Regions from separate parts of the Homo sapiens genome. Here region 1 is linked to region 2. A link is a loop called in an ENCODE intact Hi-C map of the cell type or tissue named here. Cell type or tissue: natural killer cell. All regions are shown on one strand. Links, peaks and the distances in the headings refer to the core of each region. The heading gives the core; the rest is flanking DNA. Region 1 has its middle 64 kb from the start of LINC02060. Region 2 overlaps TMEM161B (transmembrane protein 161B).

Region 1 (17,074 bases), core at 4,803-12,802, 300 kb before region 2:
GTTTCCCACTTCCCTAAGGTAATAGAATGTGTAGAACTGGAGGGTGAGAGCTCAGAGCTCATCTCTGGGACAGCTCCATCAACTTTGCTTTTTGTAAGGGGGAAACTAAAGCCCAGAAGGGTTAAGTGGCGTGCACAAGTTTGACTGAGTCAAAATTTAAACTGTTTCCCATGCTCACTCCATTGCATCACACTGGTCCTCAAAACTGCAAGGGCTCAGCATTTCTATCCACTATACTTTCTAGGCCCGATTAGAAGTTATTTTCTAGTGTATTCTTAAAGTTCAAACACAAACTTTGACTTCAGTGCAAACATTAGTTTCACAAGATTTTTAAATGTTTTAGATATGCTTTCCAGAAGTTTAAGAGACTGAAGCTACACATTGTGGTCCATTTATACAAAGGAAAATGGACTTGACAAATACTGTTCTGGCAAATCAGTGCTAAATATAATCTTAGTTAAGGAGACATTTTCATTAAGCATCCTCTTTCAAATGCCAGCTAAAGCTTTTCCTGTGTATATGCAACATTGGGTATTACATGTAAAATATCCATACATAATATGTGTATTTTATTTATGACAGAGAGCAGTCATAATGTATATTAGGCACTCAGTTATTATTTAAATAATGTATTTGTGAATTCTTGATAATTTGTCTTGTTGTCTAGAGCCTAGGATAGTGCCTGGCACAAAGGCATTCAGGAGATATTTGCTGACATCCTGAATGAGTACTGTCTTACAGAGAACGTGCTGTTGCCAGTTAATGTGCTTTGTACACTATCTATCATGGCACAAAATTCAGCCCAACACCAATTTCAGTCCTTGAAATATTGTCAGGAACTTAAAAAAAGTGCAACTCAGTTATTCCAGCCTCTGTGATAGTTTTTTTAAAATATGCATTTGAAAACTGTGATTATTATATTATAATGTTACAAGTAAATTTCTCTTTGAGAATATATATTAAAATTTCCTTGCCTATAACCATCATACAGTGGCAAAGTAAAAACTCCAGTGGCTCCACAAAAACTCTTCAAAATAATTAAAGTAGAATTGCTGAGCAGATAGAATTAACAAGGGTCATGAATCAAGTCAGTTCGAAGGTGAAATTTTGTGTGGGGCATTGATATCATTTTGGCTCAGTTAAGAAAGAAAGAGGATCTTGAAGAACAATGCTGTAAATCATGAGGAAACAGGAACATGTTTTGGTTTTCTAGAATTAGTTAATTTTTTGTAAAGCAATGTTTCTAAGAAGACATTTTATAAATGTAGATATATTTTAAAATTGTCTTTCTCACTAAAGAATTGTGATATTTCCAAAAGGCATGCAGTTTTTCTGAAAATTTAAGCCAATATCTTGTTGAGAAAAATGCTTTTTAAGATCATATATTAAACCTTAAAGAGAAAACAGCTAAAACCCCAAATTGTGTGGAAAAAAGTCCTGTTCTGTAATTCTGTGTATGATGCTGGGATTAGGCAAATGGCTGATGGCTTGATCTGTCAGGGGCTAACCTGAAAACTGCTGACTTCCTGGATGTGAGCCAAAGGTTGCCCTTGGGGTTAAGATAAGCCAGTTAATCTCCTGACTGAAACAACTAGTCTAGACATTGAATTGCTCTGGCACGGTACTTGTCAGGGATGTTGTGGACTGACTACATTCTAATTTTGCCCACTGTGTAGTCCTGGAATTGCAGGGTGTTTTGGACAAGAGGATGGCACGGTTGCTATAACTTGACTAATTCAGCTGCGGAGACAATGTTATATAAGGTGGGGTGTTGGGTTTTGCATAATTTTTTAGATCAATTCCCAGTCACCAATGAAGAGAAAATAGCTGCATAATAGGTCTAGCTTGTTTTATTCATGCGTAAGGATGTAATAAGGAATCTGTAAGCTGGTATTAGACTGTGCTTCTGATCCTCTGAGAGGTTCTTCTGGCTGTGAGGATCCTTAAAAGTCATTGAGAGAGTCATTTGGGACTGCTGTATGCTGATGACTCTGAACTGAAAGACACATCCAAAATGAAAAAAAGAGTTTCTAAAGAGCCAGCACAAAAATAAAGGCAGTCATTGGACATCAAGCAGAAATTTGACACAAAACTCTATCATTACCTGGTATTTTGTTATAAGAAACACTAAAGCAGATTAAGAAGAAAAATAAGTGGTGCACAGGCCTGGAACAGCCTCAGCCTGGCAAGAATTGAAGACTCCAGCCCAAACCTGGATGTGATATACTGACTTGATCCATTTTGATTTGCACCATATCTTATTCAAGATTGAACTCTTACTTCATTTCAGGATATTTTGGGCTAGAAAGATGAACAAAATGAAGTTCTTCTTTTAATGACTTTATATTCCAGTAAAGATGGTGATGTCAAATGAGAAAAGAATATCACCAAGAAAAAGATGAACAGCCACCATCACATACTTACTTAGAGGAGATTGAGACCTCAGCCGAAATAAGCGAAGGATTCCGGACCCATTTAGAAATGTGTCCTCTTTAATTTTCTTATCTTACTTTACACATTCTTCTTCTACTCATCTAAACCTGTAGCTACTATTGTATTCTATAGACACCAAATATTTTATCTCTAACCTCCTCTCTTTTCTGTTTTCTTTACAACTACCTTTTCTTAGGTTTTCAAAAGTTTTTTATTTGAACTTTTCCAGAAATTTTCTAACTATTTGCCTTCTCCTCTTCTGTATACCTCCCTTTGGTCTAAAACAAATTAATGTCACCCCATGGCTTAAAATCTTCCCCAAACTCCCCTACCACCTGCAAGATAAAGTCCTTATTTCTTAACATGACTTATAAGGAACTTTTTGTATTGAGACCTGTCTACCTTTCCAGACTCATTGCTTCCAGCTGTTCGTGGACCAATACTAGATGCCAGCAATAGAGAAATCACTGCAGTTCCCCAAAGGTACCACATTCTTCTGTATGTCTCTTCTCTTCTATTCCATTTACCTGGAAAGTCCTTTTCTCCACTTATCTGCCTGCTGAATTCATTCCAATCATTCCTTAAAAGTCAACTCAAGTTCATTTCTTTAAAATGCCTCCTGCCCACATTTCTAGACAAAATCATGCACTTTCGTTTCTGTGAGCTCTCATCATGAGCTGTAATTATTTGTTTTTTTCATTTGTCTCATTATTTAGGATGTGAAAACTCCAAAGGCCAGTAACATGTGTTTGTGCCTGTATGTTATAGATAGATAAACTCATCTCGTACTCCCTATGTTTACCACAATTTCTGGTTCAAAACCAGATGCTTAAGAATAAGAAAGAATAGGAAGAAGAGCAAAAAAGAAAGAAAAAGCAAGCAAGCAAGCGAGCAAGACTTTTCTATACTAACTACACACTGTTAGCATAAACTGTTCTTATCAACACCCATGATTGTTTCACTAAGGTCTTTATGAACTCTGTATTCAACTATTTTGTCAACATAGAAACATTAAGATTTAATGAAATTTGTTCTTCATATACTTTAGCTTCTCATGATTTTTGCATCTCTAGGAAAAAAGTCACGTGTTCATGATGATCAAACACAGCTGTTTGATTGGTGTTAAAATGGATCTGCCTGATAAGACCTGGAACTGAGAACCCAAACAGAGCCTTAAGGTAAGCTCCCAAGGGAAGTGCTGGCAGTAGATATTCAGAGGCATTTTGGACAGTTGGGCAATCAGAGTGAGACTGACCCACAAGCAGGCAAAACGTGTATGCATTAGCAGGGGTGTGGAAGAGGGCTAGGTTTTGACTGAGGGTTGGAGAGGACATGAGCTGGTTTTTGACTGATAACGACAAATGAGTGATTCAGGCAGATGGAACCTCCGTGAAATCTTCTGGAGAATCCAGCTGTAAGTAGTGAATACCCAGTCACAGCAACTGGCATTCAGAAGCAGTTGACAAGCCTCGGCAGCCTTGGCAGGAGGGACAAGTCAAAGTTCTAGGTGTCAGAATTGAGGCAGAGAATCAAGTAGAAAATTGGTACAGCAGGATGGAGACCCAGAGTATTAGGACAGAGCTGTGTGGCAGAGGTTCAGTCACTGTGGAGTAAACAAGAACTCATTGTGATCCTAGAAAGTAGCAGCAAGATTATGGTAGGGCTGGTAGGAGGGTGGCCTGATACTGAGACACTGAATGTGGCCTCTGTTCTCTCTTCAGATACAGGATTGGGAGCTATTGGGAAAGGCTTGAAGCTATAGCTTGTGAGAATGACCCTCGATGCTAGAGAGATAATGGACAATAAGTTAAACTTCATTTTAGTCAGGACCCTGGGTACTTACAGTGTCAAAAGCTTCTTCCACTAGTAAGAATCACTAGAAAATTACCAAGACATACCCAATGGTCTATTTATTTTGTGGATGCATTAAAAAATTCTTCAAATAGCCCCATTCTTACTGTGCTTTGACCCGTACACTCCCTATAATTCAGAAGAGTGAAGAAAGAAACAGTGGAGGAGAGAATGTACTTAAAAATACACAGTTAACCTTTTCCTCAAAGCCAAAGCCTAAAGGGAGAACAGCAGTGTAAAGAAAGTAGGAGGAGGGCCCAGGATGACTTCTAAGGGAAAAAGAAAGGCATCTTTTGTCCAAAACTAAAGCAAAATCATGGCGATGTGATGTTGCTTTTTGTCCATAACTAGGTCATAATAGACAAATGAATTTCTAATGATGAAGAACTCAGGATGGGATAGGATCAGGGAGGGGAAAAGCAAGCCTCCCTCAATGTGCACCACATTCATTTGGGACAAGGATGGTGTAGGTGTGCTGTCTGTCAGCTAGAATGTGCATGGGCTTGGGAAGAGATGAACAAGAACAGAGAATGACTCCCTGGGCCATGTTGGGCATTAGTAGACTAGGTCATTCATTTTGCCTTCTGGGATAGCATCTTTCTTTTTGATATCCAAGATAGCTTTGTGATGTGTCATCTTGGCTAGGTTAAACCACTTTCCCCAGAATTCCCATTCAAGTGTGTTTCTGAGTTTTCCAAATGTAATTAAAATGTAATTAAAATGACTGCTCAGCCAGAAATTCTCTGTAATAAGTAAATACACTCACACACATACACACATGTGCATACATGTACATGGATATATGTGTATATATGTCTGTATATTTTTATATATATATATATATATTTAAAATACATATATAAAGGCATCTTTTGTCCAAAACTAAAGCAAAGTCATGGTGATGTGATGTTGCTTTTTGTCTATAACCAGCTCATAATAGATAAATGCATTTCTAATGATGAAGAGCTCAGGATGGGATGGAATCGGGGGGCAGGGGAAAGCATGTATTTATATGTATTTTAAAATATATATATAAAAATATAAAATACACACAAAAATGTGCATACTGGTTCTGCCTCTCTGGTTGAATCCTGACTGATACAATACCTCATCTTTAGCATATTTTTGTATCTCATGTTAGAGTTTGCTAAGGACTTCTGCGTGTTTATTAAGTCCTAGATGACAAAACTGGGGCCCAGAAACAGTAAGTGACCTAACCAATGCCATGTAGCCAGTTGGTGATCTAATCAAGACCTCAATTAAAGCTCAAGTTCCCCAGCCTGACAACATTGCTTATAATGTTAATGTTAACATTTCTAGTGTTATGTATAAAAAAGTTTAATAACAATAAATATACAAGTTAAAAGTACAATAAAACTTTTTTGGGGGTATAGGAAAAGCACAATAAAACTTTTTGGTGGGTACAGAAAAAAATGTATTACAATTTGGATTGAAATCGTAACTTCTCTTTATATTCCTGAAAATTATATAGAACTCCATTTTGGGGAGAGGATTGAAGTTTGTGATTAATTCCAATATTTATACAGAAAAATTTTTTAAAACCCAGAGAATTTAGCAATGGGTTTACCATTTTATATTATGATGCCTCCAGGGCTGGGTGTAGAGTGGCTAGGGAGGGCTGGGTGAGGAGAGATCTTAAAGAAGTAACAGATGTAAAGACCCAATAATAAACTAATACACCTGTGCAATAAGCATTCTATATTCTCTCATGTATTACTCAGATATAACAGTTCTAATTTAATCAACAGAAGATATCATGTCCCATCCTTGCTGCTCTCTAGAAGTATTTAATATCTCAATCACTGAAAGTCAGTATTGAAAGGCTTTAGTCTCTATCTATTATCTATCTATCTATCTATCTATCATCTATCTATCTATCTATCTATCTATCATCTATCTATCTATCTATATCTATCTATCTATCCAATTTTTTCCCCTTGGGAACAACAATAGGTATAAAATCCTAGGATAGGGGAAAATTTTGGAAGTAGTGATAGTTTTTATTTTTTAACTTTTAAAAAATATTTTTATTGTTATATCATAGTTGTACACATTTTGGAAGTTCATGTGATATTTTAATACATGTGTACAATGTATGATGATCAAATCAGGGTAACTAGGATATCCATCACCTCCGACAAGAGTAATTACTAAATTATAGGGTAAACGGCTAAAAACAATGCACTTAGCCTTAAGCATCAACATCTAACTATTCATTGTTTTTTTGTTTTTGTTTTTGTTTTTTTTCTCTTTTGGCCTTCACACAAACTGAGAAAGCCACAGCCCATGTAGAATGGAAATATAGTATTTTAAACCTTTTTTCTTCTGAATACAAAACCCACCTCTTCGCTGGGAAATTGCATTCCCATCCCAATCAGTCTTAGTGAAAACCACTGATTCAGGGTAATTTCCCAGGACATAGTGGGTGTTGTGGGAGTGACAGCCCACATAGAGGGAAAAACTGACTTAAGGAGGGCCTAGGAGGGTCCTCCCTCAGGATATCCTATACAAGCTTGTGGGGCAGAGGGCCATGCCTTCCTGTGTGGTGAAGCTATGGAAGGGTTGATGGTGGTTTACATCCATGTCTTCCAGAGTATGGGAAAAGACTGTCTGCAGTAGGAGTGAATAAACCTAAGTTGTAGAGAGATGCAGGGGAACGGGCCCGCTGAGAGGGAAGCCTGGTACTTCCAATGGGTGGCTCCAGCTATCCCTGAAGCCCTGGTGCTCCGGGGGGTAGCTAACTTTTGGATTACTCTAAACTTCATTTTGATGAGCAACCAAAGAGACTGGGGAATAAGGATTGGTGAAGTGCTCTATTTCTAGAGGCTTGTATTCCAAGATGTGTGTGAGAGTTTTGTCTGCTGGGGGGCCAGGCTAGTACCTGAGAAGTCTGGTCTGAGCTTGCATCTCTGTGGCCTGTGGAGACTTAACATGGAAAGGGATCATCCTGGTAGTTTATCCTTACACAAAATGGATTGGCCTGGGAGTGAAAACTAATTGTACTTGTAAAGTTTCAATTGTCTTTTCTTAAATAAAGGGGGGGTGGGGGCACGGTGCAAAAATTGGGGAAAACCGTGAAAGGGAAAAGCATTTTGAAAAATTTTTAAATGCCCCTTATTATTTTGTAGTTGCAGGATTTTGGTTTAATTTGAATCAGTTAACTCTCAGAGGACATCTGTAGCATTTAGAAAAGGATGGCTAATTTGCAGCAGATACGAGCTTTTGTGCAAAGGCAGAAAGATGTACTGTAACATATGATGCAGATCACTTTAGAGTAATTGAACCATGGCTTTTGCATGCTTTCGATCTTAAGCTTATCTCTATCTGAAGCCTGTAGAAAGTCTTTTTCCATTTACATAACAGGGCAAGAGATTATTACTACTAAAATTAGATCCACGAATTGCTATGCATAGTGCTTTGTAGCATAATCAAATTATGATAAAATAGCCTTTATTTCTTTATAGCTATATAATATAGTTAGGTTCTTTCACAATTTGTTTAGAAGTAAATGGGTGGCAGTACTATCTTATTATATTAAAACATTGCTGATTTTTGGCCAAATTGACAACCTTGCTTGATTGTTTTTTAGAGATGCTTATTTGAAGAATGGGGAGGAGCCTGACAAAGGCTAATATGTTTTCCTTTCTTGCCACTCCTCCCCCCAGCCTTTTTTTTTTAAATGTGAGCCACTGCTCGTAAGTTCTTCCTGCACATCCTTATCACTTACTGTGATAATACGATCCTGAGAAAATGGTTCCTGTTCATTTGATGTGACCAGATAAAGTCAAAAGCCTTATGCCCTGGAGAATCCTTAACTGTTTTCTCCCAGATTCTGAACAGGGCAAATCACAAAAACCTTGTCATCAGTTAAATTATTCTTGTAAAGATGTAAACATGGTAGGGGAGGGAAAACAAACTCAGAGAATCAAGGAAAAAAATGTGGCAGTGGGGGAAGAGAAGAAAATGGAAATTAAGACTTGCAATGGAGGAAAAAACAGCAGAAAGGAGAGAACAGAAAAAATACGACAAGGATATGGCTATGAGGGAAATGAAGGCTAGAGAGAGGGCAAAATATAAAACCAAGGGAAGCTTAAAACATGGTAAGAGCAGATTCCATCCCGTTTAAAGGCTCTGAAAGTTTCTTGATGGCTCTATTGAGCAGAACCCCCCACCCCCATCCCATTCTATATTATTGTTAATGCTAAAGGTAGCTGTAGCTGCAGAGGTGGCATTTCTTCTAATTTAATTTTCAGTTACTGAACTCAGTTACTGACTCTTTAGAGCCGGAGGGAGGATGAGCCTTTGTTAAAGCTGCAGCCGTTAACTTTCACTTTTCTTTTCAACCTCATTAGATTTCCTGAGGTTTAGTTCTAGACTTAAAGCACTGCACTGTGGCTAAACTATGTAAAATAACATTTTTGGTGAAAAGCAACACCTGCAAAAATGTCACACAAATTTCAACTTTAGTTGTACCCAGTGATGTCACCAAATGAAGTGCTAGTGCAGACGACACAAGTAATAGGGTATTAAATTTGTCACGGGCTTCATGGAAGCCACAGCCTGTGACTCCTTCATGGCATCCTGCAGTGCAATGATGAACCAGAAAAACTCCTTGTCTGGTGGCACCTTTATATTTGTGTTCAATGAGTAGCACACCCATGCAGACATAAGCCTCATTGAAGCAGGATTTAGAAGAGGCTGCTTCCCTGGTTTAGTCCACACAGGGCATCAAAATTCTGATTTAATTGGTATGGGTAACCTGTTTCCCATGTGTAGGGAGATTCTTGAACTCAGAATATTACAAAAATGACATTTTCTTGATTTCTTGAGAATGACTAAAGGCTGGAATGAGAACTACAGATGATTGACTCTGAACAATCAGGTACAATGATCTACAAAGTTTATACAATGCATGTGGTGATCAGTCTCTGCTGTCATGTCTTTCGGAGAAACATCTCTATGCTGGCCCAATCTGTGGATCCTGGGGTGGTGACCTCGTCCCAAATGGTCAGGGACAACCAGGGAGGCTTTACTGCCTCAGGACTCACTTTGCTGCTCAGAGAGTCTCTGTGCCTCTGGTCTCTATGACAAGCTGTTTTCTCTCCTCTGTTGTTGCATTCTGTTCTTTATGTGACATAGAAAGACATTTTAAAGCCACCTAAGTGGGACAAGTCCCTCCTGTGAAGGGTGGAAATCTAATTGGATCCACCGTCTCTTTGGTGCCTTGGCAGTGCCTATGCAACACCTTTAAATCTCCTGTAAGCAACGGTAACTTGGACGTACTGTGTAACCACTTCTTGTCCAATATCATGTACGTTTGCTTTTCTTGACATACTAGCTGTGTAAAAGTCACTCTAAAGGATACATAATGATATAGGAATTACTAAAGAAAAAGTTGGCTGGGTGGGTGGCTAAAATATTTTATATTTTATTATTCTCCATTAAAAAGGTAGTGAAATAAAATCAGATTTATTTGATAGAAATATGTACCAGATTTCATTTGGGCTTGTTCTAGAGGAGTATTTTCCACAAGATTTTTATTATTTTTTTTAAATTTTTTTAAATTTTAAGTACAATAGGAAATATATTTAAATCATGACCCATTTATTACAATGTACACAATTCTTACTAAGAAACCATGCGATGTGTTCTGATTGTTTCTATTCTATTTGTTTCATTTAAAAATGCTTGTCACATCCTACTACATTTCCTTCATTACCCGTGAATGGGGAGTGACACACAGTTTGTAAACTACTTTTCTATAATTTTGAGCACAATACGCACAAAGGATAAAAAAATTTCAGGCAGTAGAAATTAAGTAGTAGACACATGAGTCTAAATTCTAAACACGCAGTAGGTGTTTTGTTCTTGTTATTTTAAATATTGGATTTAATTGCAGATTATTTTTTGAAGATTTTGGTGGTAACTAAGCCCTTGTTACCCTGAATTCATTACAATGTTTCAAACCAGTTTTTAAGCACAGCATTAAGGCTCTTTGTGGCTACTATCTTATATAATCTTTAATATAACACTATGAGATAAAAGGCTTATTGGATGAAGAAACTGAGGCTAAGACTGAAGGCAATTTGCTCCAGGTTGAGATACAATTAGTAAGTAGTCAAGCCAATGTTCTCCCAAGTGCTGTGACTTTTCTGCCCACTGCCAGGCCCTTAGCTAGAGAGGGGCCAATCAGAATCACCCAAGAAGCTATTTCCACCCACACAGTCTCTCTTCCTATCCCTCCAAACTCCATCACACTTGGCTGCTGCTTAGACTAACGGAAAAGGAAAAAGTGGTTGGTTTTTCTTCAGCACTGTAAATAGACTTGATCTCTACACCTCCCCAGCGTGACATTTTTATATTATAGTATAACTTGGTTATAATATAATTTGATTTATATAATTTACCTCTAATGACTCACAACATATCATAAGTAGATTGAAAAGTACACCAATTCTTCATGGAAATTTTTAAAAAATTAAATATAGGCACAATTTGTTACTCTTTCTGAAGACAAAGTGATAACTTAGAGGTATTACTGCTTCTAATAAAGAAGCCATCTATCAGCTAACCAAAGCGTTCTTTTGAAAATACAACAGCCAAGAGAGGGACACCTCCTTCTTACTCCCCAGCTTTCTCCATGACCCAGTTGTTGGACTGAAGCTGTTGTTTATTGTAAGTAGTCTCAGGTCAAAGAAGCTGGACCCGAGATAAGGTATATATAGTACTAAATTAATTGGTTACAAGCTCCCAGAAATAAAGAATAGCATTGAAAATATAGCCACTAAGTTACCAATTTTAAATATTTATGTTTAATTATTTAAAGAAAAAAAAGTATATTTCTCTGCCTCAGCTTCCTTCACTTGATTCAGTAGAAGCCCTTGTAGTCCATATGCCTGGCACAGTAGGTTGGTGTGGTGAACACCACTGCTGCTCCTTGGTTTTTCTAGCTCTTCTCCTTTTCTGGCACCCGGGAGGATTACGCTTCTCTACCTCCTTGAATTTAGGGTTAGTCATGTGGCTTGCTTTGGGTAATGTGCAGAAGTGAAGTGCATCAATCTTAGGGGGCATTAACATGCCTACGTGGGATTCTTCATGTTTTCTCTTTCCTTTCCATATTGACCCAGGATGACACATGCTTCATACAGTAAGTGCTTCAGATGCTACCCATGGAGGATAGGTTTCAGAGCCTGCAGATTTAAGGTGAGCAAGCAATAAAGATTTGTCGTATCGTTCACTGAGATTTGGGGGTTGTTTGCTACCACAGCATAATCAAGCCATGCTATTATAGCTGGTAAATCAAAAGAGCTGGTTAAAGCAAAGAATCTTAAACAATAATTAAATGTTCTTTTTAATTTTAATTGTAATTTAAAATTCTTTTTAATTTTTAATAAAAATGTATATAAAATGACCAATATTTTTGTTGTTGTTAGCCAGGACTTTTCTTCAATGATGAGTGTGCTGACTGGATTTCCATATTGTCTTTCATGCAATACCAAATAGATCATGCTTTGTGCAGGGTTTTTCCATGCAGCAAGAATGCAAAGGCATGGGTGAAACCATATGACTGCAGACTCTTCTGGCTTCTTAACATTGCCCTTTGCAAATATTTCACTTTCATCTCTCTTAGCAAACCTTTTTCAAGAGACTTACCTTTATTAAGTCTTTCCAAAATACTCTTTTTCATTTCCATACAAGCACCTTTCATTCTTGTCACACTCATATTTTACTAATGTGTGGTATTTAATTAAATAATTGTATAATTCAAATAACAAGCACAAATGGCAGAAAAAATTTAAGAATAAACATAAGTGATTATTACAAGCATGTAATTCATCAAGTTAAAGCACAAGACTAGAGAATTCTAGAGAATAGCCTACTCATCATGAGTTTTGAGACTTTTAGACAAGGCCTAGAGAATCAGTATATTGGACACAAATCATGTGTATCTTCTCAGATCCCCTAGTTGACATTTCTTCTTCTCTTTCTCAGGTGGTATTTACTTGTACCAAGTCACCCTTCCACTTTAGATATGAATAAAATGCCATGTTGCGAGCATGGGATTTGGCCTCCTGAGTGGTTACCAGGGGACCTAAGAGTCCATTGGCAGTGCTGGGGAGATGTCCCCTTGTGTGATGAATCATGACCAATAGGAAATGAGAGATGGGAGGCCTCTCACAGGTGAATCTCTCCTTTCTTCATTCCATGGACAGCAATAAGGTAAGCTTCTCCTTATAACCTTTTTAGGAAGAAGTCCCTTTGTGCTGAGTTAAGTCTGCCGGTGTACTGTTGTCAACTCTTTTGAACTCTGTGTGAAGTGGTGACCATCATGATAATGATTTGCATTACTCCATGTCTTTTATTGCCTCACTTCTCTCTTTCTCTTCATCTTTATTACCCTGGGCTTATATGTCCATAGTGTCATCACTTTAATCCCTGCCTCAGGCTCTGTCTTCTAGAGGAACCATACAAAGACAGTCAGTTAATCTGATGAGTCAGTTAAAGAGGTTGATTTAAAAAGCTTCTATGGAATAGCATTAGTGCTAGGCAAGGAGACAGTAGGAGCCCAGAGAAGTGGTGGAATATCTAGAGTCATTCACAGTCTGTTGGACTTATTCAGGGAATACAACATATATTGAGATATCTAAAATTAATGAGTCCTAAAGGACAAAAATAGATCATTGGAGGAAACAAGGTTTTCAGTCTGGTAGGAAAGCTTAGGCATGATGAAGGAATAATAATACTATTAATAAAAATCATAACTAATATTTATGGATTCTTACTAAGTTCCAGCTACTATATTAAGTACTTTCGAAAACTTAATTAGATGAGATACAGTCAATTTTACTAATTTTTTATGGAGAAATTGTGGCTTAGGAAACTTAAGAGGTTTTCACATAGTCACTCATCTAAGAAATAGTGGAGCACAAATTCAAACCCAGGGTTTGACTCTTAACCACAGGCTTAAGCAAATATGGGAAAATATTTAAATGGAGCATGAGGCACATTATAGAAGTAGAGAGCAGTCCAGAAAACTGGGAACAATATCTCAGACTCCAAACAGGAGGACCACTTCATAAAACAGGACGGCCTGGGTATGAGTGCTGATGCAGGGTCAGAGGCTCTCTGAACAACTGTTCAGAACTTAAGCAGCCTCCCGGTACAGTAAATCAGATCTAGCTAGAATAGGCTCACTCTTTTTAGAAGAGACTGCTTCTACTTTTTATAGTAATTGTTGCAAATGACTAGATCTTTCAAATTTATTATTTCATTTATCCCATTATTCAACAAATATTTAAGATTTTCTCTGAGCCATGCAAAATTATTGGCACTGTGGATATACAGATAATTAAGGTACAGTCCAAACCTTAAGGAATTCACAGGCTGATAGAGAGGACAGCCAAGTACTCAAAAATGTATAAAGGAATAGCAGTAACATGGGAGTATGGGGAGCACAGAGGAGGGTACTGACCCCTGTCTGAAGTTAGAGGAATGGGGAGACTTCCCAGAGACAGTGAAGAAATTGATTCCTGAGAATGGGACATATTTTTCCCGGGAGACAAAGGGAAAGGAAGAACTCTCTAGGCAGAAGAAACAGCACTGGGAAAGAAATGGAATCATGAGCAAGTATACTGCATTCCAGAAACATGTGACAGCATGGTAGATTTGGAGTATAGGCAGAGTGGCCATGCAATTCACTAACAAAGTCAGAACGATAGTTTTGAGAGTGAAAGGGGTGCTTTTCCTCACTATTTTGGGACAATACAAATAAAAAGGAACTGTCCCAGGTAAACCAGGATGTTTGATCACTCCAAGTAAGGAGACTACAGGATGGAAAGGGTGTTGGAATTACTTAGACTTGAGTCTGAATCCAGGTGTGGATGATCAGAAGCAGTGTCTGTGTTCAGTCATCTTTGTAGCTGATTATGCCTCAGTGTCCTCCTTTGAATCAAAATGAATTGCTTGAAATTAATAATTTCTTCCTTGTAGATTTGTGTGATGACAAAATGAGATAACAGAAATAATACAATTGACACAATGCCAGCCTGTAGTATGTGCTCAACAAATATTGTTTCTCTGTGTGTACTCTTCCCACCATAGGCCAGAAATGGGAGACGAGGTTGGAGGATTAAGCCGGTGGGATTACCAACAGATTGCAAAGATCATGACAAGGAGTTTGAATTTTGACCTGAAAAAAAATAATTAGGCAGATAAATTTCCTAATCATGTTTGTGCTTTAGAAATATGAGTCTGGGCCAGGCATCGTGGTTCATGCCTGTAATCCCCGCACTTTGGGAGGTGGAGGCAGGAGGATTGCTTGAGACAAGGAGTTCGAGAAATATAAATCTGGCATAGAAAGACAAATACCGCATATTCTCACATATCAAGAGGAGCTAAATAATGTGTACACACGGGCATAGAGTGTGGAATGATAGACAGTGGAGGCTTGCATCAGGGAGCGGGTGGAGAAGGGTGGGTGATGAGAAATTACTTAATGCATATAATGAACATCAATTGGGTGATGGGTACTCGAAAAACCCTGACTTCACCACTATGCAATCTATGCATGTAACAAAATTGCGCTTGTACCCCATGAGTTTATACACACAAAAAAGAAATATGAATCGGGCGGCAATGTTTAAGATGTTTATCAGGGCTATGAGATATATCCAGGAGCTCCTGGTAACCTCTGGCACCATAAAGCCATGAGATCTTATGTGACTCTAATTTTAAAAGAATATGAATTTAATATTGTTGTTGAAACTCATCCTTTGCTGATTTTGGAAAATGGGAGTGGAAGAAGATATTACTGTGTTAAGGAGTCGGGCTGAGTCAGAGATGGTGATTTAGAGCAGGAAGTTCTGACAACTCCCTAAATCTGATTCCTGAAGTATGGTCCCAGACCGGCAGCATCAGCAGCATCTGGGAATCTGAACTTGATAGAAATGCAAATTCTTGGCTGTATGTAGACCTACTGAATCAGAAACTCTGGGGGTGGAGGTCCAACAATCTATTTTTACTAGACTTCCAGGCAATTCTGATACATACTATTGTTTGATAACTGCTGTCCTGATTCAAAGTACAGTGCAGAGGTAAAAATTAAATGGGAAATCAAGGTTAGTAAATCAGAGAATAGTGATGAATATGTCACCAAACTGAAGAAGAAATTGAAGTAAACATTAAAGCCAAAGGAATTTGGGGCTCCTGGAGATAAGAGGAAGGAGCCTCTGATTGAGAAAATAAGCAGTTGATATGATACAGCCTTTGAAAAACACCTGAAATAGGTACTGCAGCCTATATTAGTTTCCTAGGGCTGCTGTAACCAAGTACCACAAAGCAGATTGCTTAAAACAACAGAAATTTTGCTGGGCACCACCCTCACACCTGTGATCCCAGCACTTTGGAGGCCGAGGTGGGCTGATTGCTTAAGCTCGGGAGTTCAAGACCAGCCTGGGCAACATAGGGAAACCCCATCTCTACCAGAAAAATACAAAAATTAGCTGGGCATGATGGCAAATGCCTCTAGCTACTTGGGAGGCTGAGGCAGGAGGATCACCTGAGCCTGGGAGGTTGAGGCTGCAGTGAGCGGAGATTGTGCCACTGCACTCCAGGCTGGGCAACTGCACTCCAGTCTGGGCAAGCTGTCTCAAAACAAAAGCAAAAACAACCACAATTTATTCTCTCATAGTTCTGGCAGCTCCAAGTCTGAAATCAAGGTGTCAGCAGGGCTATGATCCTTCTGAGCCTCCAGATAAACTTCTTCCTGGTCTTTTCGTAGCTTCTGGTGGTGGTCTTCCATTCCTTGGCGTTCCTTGGCTTGCAGCTGCAACATTCCAAGCTCTGCCTCTATCAGAGCTTGGCCTTCTTTCTGTGTCTCTCACTCCATGTCCTTTCTCTGTGTTCTTCTTATAAGGACACCAGTCATATTGGATTAATGCCCACTCCAATGACTTTACCTTAAGTAATGACATCTGCAACAACTCTATTTCCAAATAAGGTCACACTTTGAGGTATTGGGGATGACGGTGGGGTTAGGACTTCAATATATTTTGCGGCCAGAGAGGGGGACATAAATCAACCCATAATGTAGCCCATCATCAGCTCTTATAAAACTGGCACTGTATAATTTGGGTTCCCTTAGAAATAGACCCTGAAATAGAGATTCATGTTTAATTCCACTCCCTAGGGGAGTGGGAAAGTAGGGCAGGGAGGGGAAAGCATACAATAAAATTACTGATTATACTTATTTAGAGTTTTTCAAGGGACTTCATTTTCCTAGGTTTCTGAGAATTAGAAAAAAAAATTGAGATAGCTCCCTGATGTCACAGAAGGGCAAACCTGGACAGAGAAAAATCTAACCTGCCCATGGCCATTTAATAAGATAGGGAAAAATTTAGAAAACATTTCCTGCCTCAGCCTCTACTCTGGTCCTTCAGCTACTCAACTGTGTCTGACTTGTCTGGAACACTAAGTAAGCAGAATTGTTACATGGTGCTCTTTCTAAAGAGGCATGATGGATTTCTTATTAATATTTCTTTTTAAGGTGGACACCATGCATTTATATATAGGTAAAGTTTAACACCATTTTTATCATATAAAAAAGGCTCAGAGATTTTTCTTGCTTAAGATTATGCATCAAGTTTTTGAGAGAATCTGGATTATAATCCAAATTTTTTTTTCTGTTTTGTATGCATTACTTCTTTTCACATAAACACAAAGATTTTTTGGTTACTTAGGAGCTATGTATACAATGTGATCCAGTCATCAA
Region 2 (17,074 bases), core at 4,924-12,923:
TGAATTCCTGAGCTCAGGCAATTTGCTCACCTTGACCTCACAAGGTGCTAGGATTACAGGTGTGAGCCGCTGGACCCAGCCCATAATAGTACTTTTATAAGTGTATGTTATTTAATTAAGTTGTTATTCTAAATCTGAGAGAAATTTGCCATTTTAGACCTAAAACTTGAACCTGTTCATCATTTGGAAGCTTATCTTCAGCTTGAAGGTAAAAATATTTAAAATACTTCCTCCTGAGGAAATTGTCCTACTTGTCCTTGACTTTTCTTTCCTATTAGAATTTAGTGTCTTTCTTTCTTGATTTGTCAAAATGTTTTGGTGGCGCTTTCTGCTAAAGCATGAATGTGGGGTAGGTAACTATTTTTAGACTTTGCAGTTTTGAAAGTGTTTTAATTTTATACTCTTTCTGTTGGCATTTGGTTGGTTATAGAATTCTAGGTTATCCATATTTTTCTTCATAATTTTGAAGGCATTGCTCCATTGTCCTCAACCTTGAAAATTGCTATTAAGAATTACTTATCATGGTGATATTTAATCTTTTGCATATACCTAGTTTTGCTTTATTTTTCTTCTGAGGAAACTTTTACAGTTGTCTCTTGATTTGTCTTGTTTCTGAAAGTTCATGCTCATGTACCTCATGAGGATCTTTTTTACTTCCTTGTGGTGGGCTTTTGGTAGGCTCTTTAATTTGGAAACATCAAGTTTAGAAAATTTCTTTGATTATGTCTTTGAGAATTTCTTCTGTCCGTCCCTCCACTCCCATTTTCTTTCTCTGTCTCACTTTCATTAGTCAGATATTGTATGTTCTGGATTAACCTCTCATCATCAGTTTTTGTCTTACTTTTTTTTTTTTTTTTTGGATGGAGTTCTGCTCTGTTACCAGGCTGGCATGCAGTGGTGCGATCTCGGCTCACTGCAACCTCCATCTCCTGGATTCAAGCAATTCTCCTTCCTCAGCTTCCCGAGTTAGCTGGGATTACAGGCGCCCGCCGCCGCGCCCGCCGCCACGCCCGGCTAATTTTTATATTTTCAGTAGATGGGATTTCGCCATGTTGGCCAGGCTGGTCTCAAACTCCTGACCTCAGGTGATCTGCCCACCTCAGCCTCCCAAAGTGCTGGGATTACAGGTGTGAGCCACCACGCCCGGTCTTGTCTTACTTTTCATTTTGTCTTTTTGTTCTGCTTGATGGAACTTTTGACTTTTTTTTTTCTTATTTTTCCTGTCCTGTTTCTCGTTGATGTCTAACCATTCATTTTTCATAGCATCCTGATCTTATTTCAAAGATGCATTCATCTTTGTCTAGCTTTATGAAATATGCATATCCTATGTTTATAAATATCTCTAAATAAAAATATGTATGTATCTGTTTCTGTATGTATAGTTATATACCCAAACTTCATTCTGCTGTGTCTGTCATCTCTTTTTTTCTTGAAGTTACTTTTTTTCTGTTGCAGATTTTAGCTCGTATTTTTTTTATAAGATGTGATACTCTAATACATCTTATTCGATGTATTAGATACATCTAATAATAGTTGCCTAACTATGGCTTGCAGTATCTGGGTTGCAGCCTGTTTTTGTACAGCTCTTGAGCTAAGATGGCTTTTTAACATTATTAAAGGATTAGGGGAACAAAGTAGGCAGAAGAATATGCTACAGAGACTGCATATGGACCACAAAGCCTGAAGTATTTACTATCTGGTCTTTCATAGAAAATGTTTTCCGATTCCTTTTTTAATGTCTGAGGATTCCTTTCATTTTTAAGAGATGGCCTCTAAAAGCTGATTGGAAGCTCTGTATGTAATTAGGGCTTGGTTAGTTTCACTAAAGAATAGCTTGATAATACTAAAACCAGCTTTATTTTAGGTAGCCCATAGTGTCATTGTTTATTGGTCTTTTCCTTGAGGCCTTTCAGTTTCTCTAGAGGAGAATCTCTTAATCTCCTGCCTGGAGTGTACAAAACTGCTACACATGTTTCCAAGGTGAGTACTACCTTTGACTGTGTAGACTTTCACCTAATCATCCTGTTTTTGATGCAGTTGACTAAATCTAAACTCTTCTGTGCCTCAGGTTCAGTTTCTTCAGAGGCAAAAATCTTAGTCTTCTGCTGGAGTCAGAGTGGCCTGGCTGCATAGAAAGGCAATCAGAGTGGAGAGTTGTGAGTCTAGTTGCCACCTACATAGAAGTCAGTGCACAGCACATCACTGCCTGTATACTTCTTAATCTTGTACCTCTTAAAATAAATTATCATAGAATTTTAAAAATTTAAACACAATCAGGAATGGTATCATTATCTGTTTGTATTGTATTGATCCATATGTTTTTGTATACATTCCCATATTTTTGGTATTACATGTTAAATATTTAATTCAGTTGTCTAGAAAACATTAAGTTGTTGCTGAGAACTAGGAAGACTTAATCTTTGCTTTTCAAAATAGCCCTGTGAGGTTGTGGACTGGCGGCATTTTACAAATGAAGAAACTAAGACACAGAGAAATTAATTTTCAAGTGGAAGATCACATAGTTTAGTAAGAGTAGAACCAGGATTAAGCCAGACACTCTAGGTCTAGAGAATGCTTTCTTTACAACTTTGTCACACTATAGTTTAAGATAGTATATGATTACATGGCGAGTGAATTATATTAGTAAGTGATACAATAAGTTCAAAAGAGGAAAAGAATGGCCTCAGCTGGGAAGGTAATGTTAAGTATCATGAAAGATATGGAGCTTTTGTTGAGTCTTGGATTGGGTAGGAGGAGGGAAGAGTTCAGATGATAGATTATGATCCAAGACAGTGTAGTGATGACACTCAGGAGATGGCAAGTACACTATTCTGATTGAGGTGGAGATTTGGGGACTATTGAATGAAAGCTTGAACATGTGAGTGTGGCCAGATCATAGTATTACATACGGGTTATTGGGAGATGGTGTTCTAATGTGGAACTCAATAAATAATTAGGTTTTTAAGATTTATCCAGTATGCAATATGAAGTGAGGATGCAGTGATTATACCATTTTAGGCATTTGTGGTGTGGGACTGTAAAGTATTAGTGATAAGTGCAAGATCATGCTTCATGTCTGGATCAGATTGCATGTAATTTTGTTTTCCTTTAGTGTTGACATATTTTGTAATTTCATTATTCTAGGATAACAAAGTGTGGTGGTAGGTGTAATTTTTGGGAAATTTTATTCTGATGATTTGGTACCACTTTTGGCCAAAGATACTATTTTGTTTTTCAGTGTAAGAAAAGAAGTTGGAAATTGTCTCCTTATAGATTCTAGTAAACATTTTCAGTAAAAATAAAGCAGTGTTTTTCAAACCTGAGTTTAAGGCATTTAGGCTATGAGAGATCATAGCTGTATCTTAAAAGCAGTTCAGTTGTAGTTTTGCAGTTTGACTATATTCATCTTTCTTTGTCCTCTTCTAATATGTAAGCTCTTCCTTATAATGCCAAGAAAGAGATGGATGGACCTGTATTGTTTGATACAGGTTGAGCATTACAATCCAAAATCCGAAATGCTCCAAAATCCAAAACTTTTCCAGTACTGACATAACACCAGAAGTAGAAGACTTTACACTGGGCCTCATGTGAGAGATTGCAGTTAAAATGCAGTCAAAATTTTTTTCATGCACAAAATTATTAAATATGTTGTATAAAATTACCTTCAGACTATGTGTGTGAGATATATATGAAAGGATTCTTCTGATTATGAGAATGTTTTAATTCTTTACTTCTGTCAGGGCAGTTCTGTTTTGAAAAGATTTTATGTGTTACTGCTAAAAGTACCACATTGACTTAGGTGCTATGTACAGTGTTTTAGAGGCAATGTAATCAATAGTTACGTGCACAGATTCTAGATCCAGACTGTCTAGTTTTAAATCTCAACTTTCTCTAATCTAGCTGTGATTTTGATATTTTTACTTTTACCTCTCTGCCACAGTTGTTGTTTTTTTGTTGCTGCTGTTGTTTGTTTTTTGTTTTCCTGAGACGGAGTTTCACTCTTGTTGCCCAGACTGGAGTGCAGTGGTGCTATCTCGGCTCACTGCAACCTCCGCCTCCCAGGTTCAAGCGATTCTCCTGCCTCAGCCTCCCGAGTACCTGGGATTGCAGGCGTGTGCCACCATGCCCGGCTAATTTTTTTTTTGGAGACGGAGTCTCACTGTGTCACCCAGGCTGGAGTGCAGTGGCGCGATCTCAGCTCACTGCAAGCTCCGCCTCCCGGGTTCACGCCATTCTGCTGCCACAGCCTCCCTAGTAGCTATGACTACAGGCGCCCGCCCCCATGCCCAGCTAGTTTTTGTATTTTTAGTAGAGACGGGGTTTCATCATGTTAGCCAGCATGGTCTCGATCTCCTGACCTCGTGATCCAGCCGCCTCGGCCTCCCAAGGTGCTGGGATCACAGGCGTGAGCCACCACGCCCGGCAATTTTTGTATTTTAAGTAGAGACGGGGTTTCGCCGTGTTGGCCAGGCTGGTCTCATACTCCTGACTTCAGGTGATCCGCCGGCTTAGACCTCCCAAAGTGCTGGGATTACAGACGTGAGCCACTGCGCCCGGCCCACAGTTGTTTTTTGTTTGTTTGTTTGTTTGTTTAAGTTTTTTAAAATGTCTGTAAAGTAGCAATAATAATGTGGTTAGTGTGAGAATTAAAAGTTAATTGGTAATGCCCGGCATATGGCAAGTACTAAGTGATAGCTGTTAATTTTCCATGCTTGACATAAACTTTACGTAAAGGTTACTTTTCTAGGTTTGTTTGCCAAGCACCTTAGTTTGTTTTGCGATTTCAAGGAGAACAATTTGGTGTATAATGGAAATCTGAGTTCTATCTTTGGGCCATGCACTGATTTAACCTTGATTAAATCAATTTGTGTGTGTTGGGGTGGTTCAGATAAGATAATCTCTTCAGCCTATTTTAATAGGTGAACATGTTGAAACTTTTGCTGTTTTTGAATACTCAGTTGGAACTTGTTTTCTCTAAAGATTTTTTCTTATTACTAATGTGAAGTGGTGACCCCAGACACTTAGTTTTCATACCACAGATCAACAATAGCTACTAGTAAAATTCTCAAATTTTAACTTGTTGAATTATTACGGAGGATTCCTGTGTTATGTGTTTAATTATAAATGTAAACTGGTTTAACAGACATGCCTAATAAAGACAGTTCTCTAGAATAACCTCTACCCTGGCTTTTCATGTCACTGAGAACATACTGCATAAAAATCTTGAAATAACCTTCTAGTAAAATTTGAGTGAGATAAACTAGAAATACATTCCCTAGCTACAACTTAGTATATGGGTGCTCTTTTCCTTAATTTAAAAGTGTTTTAAACTCCACTTGGAAATAAATGTTGTAGTCAAATTTTATTGCAATCAAGTCCTATAAAGATCATTGTGTATAGCTCCTATAAATTTATTGTGGTTTTTCCTGAACTTTTCCTTCTGCAGCAAAGTTCTATTTTCATTAACTACACACTATTTTAAAGTAGAAGATGGTGGTGAAAGATCTGTTTGTGTCACCTTTGGATTTTTTTTCTTTGTCAAAGCAATGGCAGTGTTGATTGTAACAGAAAATTATCTGGAATTTGGACTTGAAACAGGTAATAGTTTCATACAACTTTAAAAATCAATTTTGCTTTATCTAGTGTTAATATTTTTGACTTCAGTATTTAAGTTTTATGTCTGATAAATATCTAAAATTAAATTTAAAGTGTATACTCTGTAATGTTCAAAATAATTAACCTTTATTATTAAGATCTTCATTTTTTGCTTTTGTTTTAGCTAAGTTTTTAATTAATGTTTTTTTCCAAAAATACTGTCTCGTTTTTTTCCTTACAGTTAAATAAGTTTCTGTAATGCTAAAGTTTACTCTTATAGTTGAAGAATTAATGCAAATTTTATGCACACTCATGGAATGTACAAATATCAAAGGGACGTTTTCAAAGACTGTTCCTGCTAATAACCAAATTTTATTGCATTATGGCATACTAATTAACACATGAAAGAGCTAAGCTAGTCACTTCAAAATTTAAGATGCTCTGTTTTCTAACATTTTATTTCCATGGAAAGATTCTGTATTTCACATTTGTGATAAGAGTAATCTGTTGTTTTTTTTTTTTTCCCCCACAGGGTTTACAAATTTTTCAGACAGTGCGATGCAGTTTCTTGAAAAGCAAGGTTTAGAATCTCAGTAAGTTTTTGAAAAATTAAGCATTATTTAAATTTAACCTTTTCTATTTTTAATAAAGCAGTATTTACTATAAATAGCTGTTTTAAATTAGTAAAGAGTTTTAAGTTGGACTGTCACTTCTAGAAACATCCTTACTCATAATTTTTATGACTATATAAAGTTAGTGTCTTTTATAGAATTCTTATGTAAATTTGCATTTCTTAAATTCCTCTCCCTCAAGAGATTAAATTTATATCCAAGTTATATGTCAATTCCCTGTTGAATGTGTAGGTTAGGTTGCTGTGACTATGACTAAAGAGATGCCTCATTTAGTTTACAGTTCACCAGAATCCATTATAGGTACTTGAATAATAGCAATCTTTTTGTAGAAATTTGCTTTGTTTTACTGTTATTGTTATTTGTAAGATAATTGATTAGAAGAAAAGAAATTCTTCAAAAGCTAATTATAAAAATTTATCAGCTTTTTAAAAAATTTTATTTTTAGGAGTCCTGTTTCAAAACTTACTTTCAAATTTTTCCTGGCTATTTTCTGTTCATTCATTGGGGCTTTTTTGACATTTCCTGGATTACGACTGGCTCAAATGCATCTGGATGCCCTGAATTTGGCAACAGAAAAAATTACACAGTAAGCGGAAAATGTACATAAGCACATGCAGATAAATATATGTTTTCCATCTTAATGAAGGTATAATATTGTAATGTAATCATAAATTATTGTATTGAAAATTAATAACCATTTGATGTCACACTACTTCCTCTTTCAACTATAAGCAAGTTTCTTTTATTTGCTTCTAAATTTTAAGTCTTGTATTTAAAAAGATACATCATCGATTACTAAATTTGTCTTACCTGTTAAAATGAAAATCTCAAAATTTATGTTATTTCTAATTCAGGGGCTTATACTGCAATCTCTACAACTAAACTGAGGATCCATAGAAATTTCCCTTAAAAAATAAGATCATTTTACTTTAAAATATTGTTTTAAATTTTCATATATATCTATTTAAATTAACTTTTTAATGTAAAATTTTACTTAAAAACATTTTAAAACTTAAAGTTGTATGTAAGAGGTGTTTGTTTTCCTTAAGTTACTGACCTGCTTATTAGACTCTTATTAAAATAATACATTATTTTGGGATTGTTAGTACTCTACAATGTTATATGTTGTACATTACTTCTAACTACCAAATTCTATTTTAGTTCTGAAGTTATATGTTAGTTTGGACAAGTCACATTTCATCTTCATATGTAGTTCAAAGCCCATTTACTATATTCTTTGTGCTTGTCACAGATTTTTTTTTGTTGATGTAGACATCTTGGCAGAAAGATAGGCTTATATCTACTTCAAATCATATGCAGATCAAAGTTCCTGTCTCATCGTTTTGTTTTGCAGTAGAAGCCCAACTTGAGAATATTTCATTTTGATATGTGTATTTATAACCATTAAGTTTATCTGGGTAATCTTATTTCCTAACATTTCTATTCTTTAAAACCTATTTTTAATGATGCTGATTCTTTAGTCTTTTCACATTCTTGTCTCTCTTACCTGTCATTTCCCTTTAATTTAATTTTGACTGTCTTTTTTTTTTAACCTCACTTCCATTTTTCTACATAAGCTTTGTACATGTGTTTACTTACTATCGCCTCCCACTACACACTCCTTCATCCCTCTTCTTTTTTTTTTCTCCTTTTACTCAGTGTGCTTTTGGCTGCATCCCGTCTTTCTCCCACCACCCGTCTCCCTAATGGCTTCTTTTAAGACAAAACCTGGTTCTCCCCCTCCTCTCTGCACACACACTTCAGTCCACTAACCCCAGTGTTATGATTTAAATAAGCTGAAAAGGGTGGGTGGAGGGGAGCCCTTCACAAGCTACTGAAACCGCTGTGGGCTGCTCCTTGATACTAGAGTGTTCCCTAGCAACACTGCATACCTAATACTGCTGCTTTCTTCCCCACATCCGATGGTTTACCCAGTCTGTGGGATGAAAGAATCACTTTATAAAAACATTTAAAGCATTTGGTGGTGGTTGGAGGTGGAGTGCACATTTTAGTGTCCTTTTTAGTAAAATGTGGCTTCATTTTAAGATTTTTTCCCTTGGGGGATTTGGGGTTTTATTTTATTTTCAGTTTATTGCAGCCCCTCATTGTGTTGTAGCACTCTGCCTTGATACAAGGGTGTGGGCAAGCTAGTTCTGTTGTGAGAGTAACATGACTGGCACAAAGAGCAGCATTCTCTTCACCCCCATGGCTAGGCACTAGGATGTGTTTTTATATCAGAGGTTAGAGCGGGAGTTCTGCCTTTCCCTGTTAGGTGTTTGTGGCTTCCTGACCCAGCCCTGTTCACTCACACAGATCACTGTCTGCCTATGTAGTGATACTTTAAAATGTGGTGTTTGTGTGTATTTTGAACCCTCCAGTTTAGCTCTTAAGTGTGGTTGATAATGAAAGCAGTTTATGGTAATAAAATGGGTGAAGAATTTGCGTTTTTTCTAAAATAAGAAAAATTTTTATCAGCCATCTATCTCTGTAGGATACAAACTTGGACAATTAACAATGAAGTTATAGCGCAGACCTGAAACCTTTGCTGTATTAGGTATATTGCCTTGTCAGGAGTAATGCAAATTATATATATATATATATATATATATATATATATATATATATATATATATATATATATATATATATGATAGGGAAATTATTTCAAGTGTGTTCATACTCATTCAAAAAGAAATTAAAATGTGGAATCACTTAACGATTGTTAACAATGGAAGTTAAAAATTATAAATGATCATTACACGTTAAAAGGTTCCTCAGTTGCGGGTTGTTGCAGTAGGTTCCGTCTGCCATATGCCTTCTAGTAATATGGACCTGGCTAATCACTATCATTTACTTGTAGATAATGAGGAGACACTTTGTTTCAGTTGCCCTAGAAAGTATCAGACGACTCTTCTGTACTGAAAATCCATTAGATTCGTTGACTATATAAAGTTAGAATCATTAAATACCTGCTTATTAAATCAGGAATAAAGTATGAGATTATTAAAGAATACTAGAATAGAAGTGAACAAATCTGAATTTTAGTCCTATATTTACATTAACTTATTGCCAAGAGCAAGTCATTTAACTTTTCTGTATCTAAATGTTCTCATTTGAAAAATTAAGATAATGATATAATTTCTCACAGGCTCAAATCAGTGTTAAATCATAATGATAAATATAAAATGATGGTGACAGTAGTATCGTAAGTAGTAGAATACTGCAAATAAGCTCCTACCTCCATTTTAGTAAGACCCCAGCTTCTGTAGTTTATTAGCACGTGCTGTTTCTGAATTTTTATATTTATTTCTTACGTACTTTCAGAACTTTACTTCATATCAACTTCTTGGCACCTTTATTTATGGTTCTGCTCTGGGTAAAACCAATCACCAAAGACTACATTATGAACCCACCACTGGGCAAAGAAAGTATCCCTTTGTAAGTATGGGCATTTGAGGGCTGATTTTTATCACCAAAACTGCTTTACTAAATGTTATTTACTGTATTTCGTTTTCAGTGATAAAATCAGGACACTGTATTTTTCAGACATTAATAGGAATGCTAAAAGATGTGTTAGAAAATTGAAACTACAGACCATCATGTAACATTTTTGTGATCTTTATTAGTTAATGTTAATGATTATTACCTTGCACTAATATTACCTTACACACTATTTTTTTCCTCCTCTTTATGTCCAGTCGTCATCATTTTTCTGTTGTCATTGTGGCTATTGTTCAGATACCTTCTGGAGTTCTTTTGTTTTAATTTTGAAAATTATGGAGGAAAAAAGTATAAATGGAAACTCATATACTCAACTCCTATGTTTGACAGTTGTTAACATTTTCCATATTTGCTTCATCCATTCTTTGTTTTGTTTTTTGATGAAGGATTTTTGAAGTAAATTAGAGACATAACAGTTTTATCCCTTAGTACTTTCTTTAGTTTGCACCTCTAAAAAAAATAAGGATATTTTCCTATATAACAATAACATCATCGTACCTAACAGTTATCTAATACTAATACCTTAATATTATTATCTAATACTAGTTTATATTTCTACAGTTAGGCAACTGTATTTTAGCAGAAGAAGATGGTGAGGAAACAAACAGTTTATTAATAGGCATTAATAACTAGACTTGATCTGTTAGCCTTGTAGAACTGTTAGAGTAATAGAAAGTTTCAGACAGAACTGGTTCAAACTCCAGCTCTCCTCCTCACTAAAATCTTCATTTGAGGCAGGTTATTTAACTTCACTGAGCCTCTGTTTCCCCATCTGGAAGATGAAGATAATAGTATCTAACTCACAAGGTTATCATTGGAATAAATGAAAGAACACATGTAATGCAACCAGCTGGAATTAAGTGCTTAATAAATGTTCTTTTCACTGCTTTGCCTCATCAGAATTAAAATAGAAATACTTGACTAGTCATTGACTCCGCAGTGTACCTTTTGTATTGTGTCCTTCTTTTAGATCCTGGTACCAGTTTGTCTTGGAATATATATAAAATCAGTGATGACCATGATAATTTCTCTTTTTAGAGTTAATCCTATTGAACCCAGGAAATAGCCACTGAAAAAGTAATGCTTCCCCGCCGCCGACACACACTAATTACCTTAATGGTAATTTAACTTGACAGATTCCCTAAGTATTGAAAAGTAATTCTAAGGATCTAAGGTTCTAGAAAAGTCTCAGAGAAACTACTAATTCATATCTTTGATACTGAAAGCATTCCCAATCCTTCCTTGAGATTTTGGTCATGGAAACTGGATTTCATACTCCTGTAACTATGTTCCCTGATTTTTATATTTGCCTTAGTTAAATTGAGAAAATAAGGAAACTAGCATTTATAAAACACTTATATACCAGTTATTATGTGAGATATTCATACTTTACATATTGTATCTTCTTATGGTAATTGTCCATTTGTTGCTGTTGTCATCCTATTTTATACATGAAATAACAGGCTCAGAGGTTAAATAATTTGACTAAGGTTATTCAGCCAGATCGCGTGTACATAAAACACTTGGTAGTTATACCAACATTCACTTCCCACTTCCAGTCTGATTAAACTTCATGTGGATTTATTAGTAATGAATACTTTATTTAATAGAAATGGGAATAAGGAACTTTTCCCTTGTGTGTATATTAAATTATAGGAAAAATATTGTTTGTATATAAAGACCTGAGGTTCTCTTTCTATAGCTTTTTCCCCCCTTTGTCCCATCCCCATTTCTGACCTGTTTCATAAGCATTCCAAGCAAAATTATAGTTTTACCTCTGCTCTCTTTTATTCTTCTTTAATTTGAATTCGTGGTTAAGTTATTAGAGGCAGTTTTTAATTTTTGTTAAAAATCTAAAATGCATGTGATAGATTGTGAAAAAATGGCTGCCCATCAAAGAGGGTAGGATGAAGGAAAAATAAAGTGACAGGTTCTTCTTCTGTCACAGACAAATTGGTTTGTGGAAAGGTCTTTGTAATCAGAAGCAAAAATATGGTATAATGTAGTTTCAACCCAGAAATGTGTTTGAGTCCATCATGTGTTCTGATAAAGCATTGAAAAAAATAAAATATGGTAAACAGAGTCCATGTGTGCTCATAATCTCCTAAGAAGAACACAGCATATACAGGAAAGCTCAGAATGGCATCAGGAATTTAAGGTGGTTTCTTCTGCCTGTTCTTTCCCTATATACTTTAAGCTCCTCCTCATGCTCCTTCTTGAGATACTCTATCAGATCAACTTCTTCAGATATTTATGATGGTATGGAATAATCTAATTAGAAAGTACTATTTAATGACTATTATCCTAAATCCTCAACTCATAAACTGAACAAATAATTTTCTAGTTCACTACCTTATTCTGTTCCTTTCATTCACGTTACCTGTTATCCTCAAAGGCTGTGAAATAGCTGTCTTCAGGCTGCTCCCAGTTAGTTGTCCTTGTTGCACAACTGGAGGGAGCACAGTATTGTTTATAGGTCCCCAGGAAAGGGTCAAGGCTGTGGGTAGGCTTGTGTCTTACGTACTGTTACTCTCACATGATGGCTCCTAAATCTCATTGTTCATTGTAGTGGAAACATGTTGATAAAATGTTATGCCTTTATCTTTCTTAGCCAACATTGCTTTTCCATTGAAATTTTATGTCCATGTCCCCTCATGACTTAATAAAAAGAAATGAGAGAGTATATATAGTAAAGCCTTTGTCCCATCCCCATTTCTTACCTCCATTTCATAAACAGTTCGAGCAAAATTTTACACTTCAAATTTTCCTATATTGTAGTTTTAGTTATGAGGGTTTTTTTTTTAATCTTTTCTCATTTGTTCTTTATATGCATCCATTCTACCGTCATGTTCTTAAGAATTTCAGGGAGACCCTTCTGAGTTCCAGGTTTTATCTGGCAAATGAGTCTGTGCATTACAATAGTCATTTTAAGTGCCTGATAGGTACTAGATATAAGACTAGATGCCAAGGGTGGTCTAGTCACTACATTCAAATTACTTGCAATGTAGTTCTTCATCAGAGCAGAAACCCATGGTCTTTTAAAAACATTAAACACCAAAAGGACATCAGAAGTTATCTCTTCTTTCTAAAAATTCTTTAAGCAGCCCTCATCAGTGGTCTGGTTTCTGAAATGGTGTCCTTCCGTTATGTATTTTCACCTGGAATCTTAACCTTAACCTTGAGGAATTGCTCAGAACCGAGCCAGCTTCAACGCATAGCAAGTTAAATGAATTGTTGTAGAGGAATCTCAGGCACCTGATTTCTTCATGATATATCAGAATTTTTGATTTTCCAGTGGTCCCAAGTAAAAGCTCAGCAGATTGAAAGATCCCATCCAAGTAGGTATATGATCAGGCAAAGCTGTAACCAGTGATGCTGGGTGATTGACTTGATTAGTCCCACAGGCAATCCCTGCAGTTTTCTTTCTTTCCCCAACTTGTCTTTTCATGTCACAGCCAGTTTTTATCCATGGAGGAGGGTATATAGAGAAAAGGATCTCATGTATTGCTCTACTTTTTTCTTCTAGATACCTGTTAACTTCTTACGCTTTCATGATACATTTATCTAGTTCTGTTATTCAAGTTAAAGTATTATACAGTTAAGTCTATGGCAGAGTCAGATTCTTTTATGTGTCTAACTGTTGCGAAGTATAGACTTCTTATATCTTATATGGTGACCATTAACATATAACGAGCATGCTAGCATATTGTTGTCTTTGAGAGCACCGTATCAACTTTTTGATCTGTAGAATGACAGAAGCCACATTCGATACTCTGCGACTCTGGTTAATAATCCTGCTGTGTGCTTTGCGGTTGGCCATGATGCGTAGTCACCTGCAAGCTTATTTAAATTTAGCCCAAAAATGTGTGGATCAGATGAAGAAAGAAGCGGGGCGAATAAGCACGGTTGAGCTACAGAAAATGGTAAGTTTTATACCCTAGTCAAAATGAAAAATAGCAAAAACCGCACTGTAAAAAAAAAAAAAAATTGGTTTCCTTTAGTAGATAGTATTTCAACCCATCATATTCTTATTATAAATAAACAGAACAATCTTAAGTTGACAGATATCAAAGAGACCTTGATCTGATTTTGGTGCCAAGTGAGGTCTTAATTCCTCTTCCTGCCTTAAGTGCTTGGTGTCATACAGTGGGTGGTACAAAGCTGTTTTATGCCTAATATTGCTAAATGGGACCCTTCTAATTGATTTGAAAGACATTATAACATATTGTCCAGACTTTAAGACTTAAAGAGTAGGAAATACTACTTTTAGTGGCTAAATTTATTCATTTTAATATTACTCAATTTACTTGAACATGAAATGTAAGTATTTAATTTATTTGAGGCTTCCAGAGAATAAAAGGACAAGGAATCCATCTGCCACTATAGTGGACCAATAACCTCATTCTTTTTTTAAGAGAGGTGGTTTTTGGCTACCTTGCTTTATTATTATTATTGTTATTTTATTTTTTGTAGAGACAGGGTCTCTCTGTGTAGCCCAGGCTTGTCTTGAACTCCTGGGCTCAAGTAATCCTCCTGCATCACCTCCCAAAGTATTGGGATTACAGGCGTGAGTCACCACGCCCAACCAGCTTCAGTTTTTGATTCACCTCCATAGTTAGGGGCATTTATTAAGATTTAAACAACTTTTTTCTGTTTTACCTTTTATATATTTTTATATTTTCCATAGTTTGACTTCAAATATGTTCATGTAGAATGGGGACTTAATGTTTTTATTTATGAGGGATTTATGCTCATATGTGGCTCTGCCTACTATTGTTATTTAGTTGGATATTTTAGGTAGATGCCCTTACATTGTGTTTTATCTTTGAAATATAAGTAAATATATACCATTTGAATCTTAGTCATTATTTTCTCCAATATATATACATCATTTAAGAATTATTTTTAAGGAATCTATTTTAATATTCTCACGTTCTAAAAACTTGTCTTCAAATTGAGCCTTTCCAAAGTCATTTTGGGGACATGTATCATGCAGCACAACTTACTGACATTTAGCTTCCTTCTTGTGAAAGGATTATCTCTTAAGTATTTTGGTATGGCAATTATATGAAAGTTTAATTCACTCCTAACATGTCAGTTGCATTAGACACTTAAGAATGTTGTTGGTTGCAGGTGGCTCGAGTCTTTTATTATCTTTGTGTCATTGCACTGCAGTATGTGGCGCCTCTGGTAATGCTGCTTCACACAACTCTGCTTTTGAAAACACTAGGTAGGCATGCCCTGGCAACTAGGAAGCATCTTTTACTTTCTACCTATAATTAATAAAGCTTTTTGTCACCAACAAAGAAATGCAACTCTTAAAATTGTTTCTCTTTTTAAAAGTTGTAAAAAGAACCATGGGAAAGTTTTAGCTGTGGAAGGTGATTTATCATCTTCATTTTGAAAACTCAGGCCCATGGTTTTATAACTTTATGCTTTGTCTTCAAGAATTGTTTACTAAAGGTTAAGTCTCAGATTTACCCAGTAACTTTAGTAAGCACTGTTGATCTTAGTTACTTTCATGTTATAAGAGGATGATTTAAGGTTTTGTTATTGCCTAACATTTAAATTATTACAAGGCAATTATAAACTTACATAAATTACAGAATGCTATGGTAAGTTCTAGTTTAGATAACTTACATCGAAACGGTGAAGATTTCTCAGTACAAAATTCTACAAGTCTCTTCACTAAGCTATCAAGTCCCCATGTGGTGGTGTTATTCAAGAGGTGTCTATTATTGCATTGATCATTTCCCCTTTCTTAGATCAGGCAATCAGCCACTGTTAGGGTTTAAGAAACCTGAAAGAACTAAAAGCATTATTTAGCTTCATGGACCTAGTAGGTGTCATAGACTTGATGATAGGTATAGGTGCCCTGTAAGAATCTACGGAATGTAAAGGGATAGGTAGTTCAATTGTAAATTAAGTGGCTCATATCCTATCCACTGTAGGAAAGTATATGATGAAATAAATTTTTGGAAGCTATTAATAGGTTTTCACATTGAAATCATAGTTTCTGAGAAAGGAATTTATTTTGATATTCTAGAAGTAGAAAAGATTTCTCAGAAGTTATTGAATCTGTCCTTGTCACTCCAGTAGAGTTAGCTGATTAATTTCTTATACAATGAGGAAATTGTTTTGTTATTTTACCAATTTTTAGTGCAGTTAATTAAAAATATATCAGACTTTTTGCTTTAATGTGTACCTTTACTGATGAGGCCAGATAGTCTCTAGTCAGGTTAATTTTTTACAGATCTAGAAGGATTATTATTTTACTTTATTTTTAACATAAAATGATGTACTGTGCCACTAAACATATTGTTAATTTCAAATATAGGAAGATTTTTTTTTAATAAAAAGCTTGGTAATTAGTTACTCTTCAAATTGTATTTGTGTCTTTGATTTTCTAGGTAATCATTCCTGGGGTATTTATCCAGAATCTATCTCTACCTTACCAGTGGATAATAGTCTACTGTCCAATTCTGTTTACTCTGAATTACCATCAGCTGAAGGGAAAATGAAGGTAACTGTTACACAAATAACAGTGGCACTGAGCAGCTTAAAAAATATTTTTACTCCTCTTCTTTTTCGAGGACTTCTGTCTTTTCTGACCTGGTGGATTGCTGCTTGCCTCTTTTCTACAAGCCTTTTTGGGCTTTTCTATCACCAGTATCTGACTGTGGCATGAATCTCAGTTAACAAAAAAGCATATCCAAATCACCCTTTAAATTAAAATATCTGTGCCCTTAAAGGGCTGATGAAAACCAGAAGAAAGCAAATACAATGGGAAAAAAAAAACATATCAGAATGTCTTGTATTAAATGTTTCCTCTGTATTCTCAGGGTGAATTAATGTAGTAATATTTAAAATTACAAAATAGATTGTTAACTGTTACACTGTGGCATTGGAATTTTAACTCTTTGTATTTACTGGTATGAGAGGGCTATCTACAAGGGTAATATTTCTGATTACCCTGGTTTACAGAAACCTCCAGCAGTCTTTGAAACATCTCACATGACTCTAGTTATTGATTGCTTTTAATGGTTTTATGGTACTGTTGATAGTCATAGTGGCTGCCTATAGAACAATCTTCAAACTGAGCCATGCTTTAGGGGAGGGAAAGGGGCTAAAGTCTCTTCTGTTGGTAATTTATTAGTTACTCTTGAAACAATAAAATCCAACAGAAAGGAAGAGATAGCTACTGTATATTACAGTAAAGAAAGCTGCATAGTTATTTTAAATTTAATGGAGATGAATATGGTTAAAATATATAACTACTGCTGCTTGAGAATAGCAAGAGTATTGTTTTAAAACATATTCCACCCAACTTGAGAGTTCTTTTAAAA

What was found. Hi-C counts contacts between places; a loop is a spot of excess contacts. Peaks named below come from ENCODE experiments on the same cell type or tissue, not always from the same donor. Only the 100,000 strongest peaks of a DNase experiment are listed, where the experiment ranks them.
Region 1: a loop joins it to region 2, with 15 times the contacts of the local background. A loop is called at or near these places in 1 of 110 quality-filtered maps.

The regions. Positions count from the first base shown.
Region 1 is chr5:88,494,124-88,511,197 of GRCh38, reverse strand. No RefSeq gene overlaps it. Among named protein-coding and RNA genes, the nearest start is that of LINC02060, 64 kb to the right of the region's middle. RefSeq lists enhancers at 8,798-8,907, 8,918-9,067. In natural killer cell, for the core only: no CTCF peak of the experiment used is centred there; DNase peaks (open chromatin) are centred at 8,017 and 8,617; H3K4me3 peaks cover 1,358 bases; H3K27ac peaks cover 1,121 bases.
Region 2 is chr5:88,195,553-88,212,626 of GRCh38, reverse strand. TMEM161B (transmembrane protein 161B) reads left to right here. Exons shown (of 12, transcript NM_153354.5): 6 at 5,447-5,598; 7 at 6,128-6,188; 8 at 6,673-6,813; 9 at 9,552-9,665; 10 at 13,477-13,651; 11 at 14,862-14,958; 12 at 16,139-17,074. The coding sequence ends at 16,416. Among named protein-coding and RNA genes, the nearest start is that of TMEM161B, 65 kb to the left of the region's middle. In natural killer cell, for the core only: no CTCF peak of the experiment used is centred there; DNase peaks (open chromatin) are centred at 8,106 and 8,466; H3K4me3 peaks cover 517 bases; H3K27ac peaks cover 1,776 bases.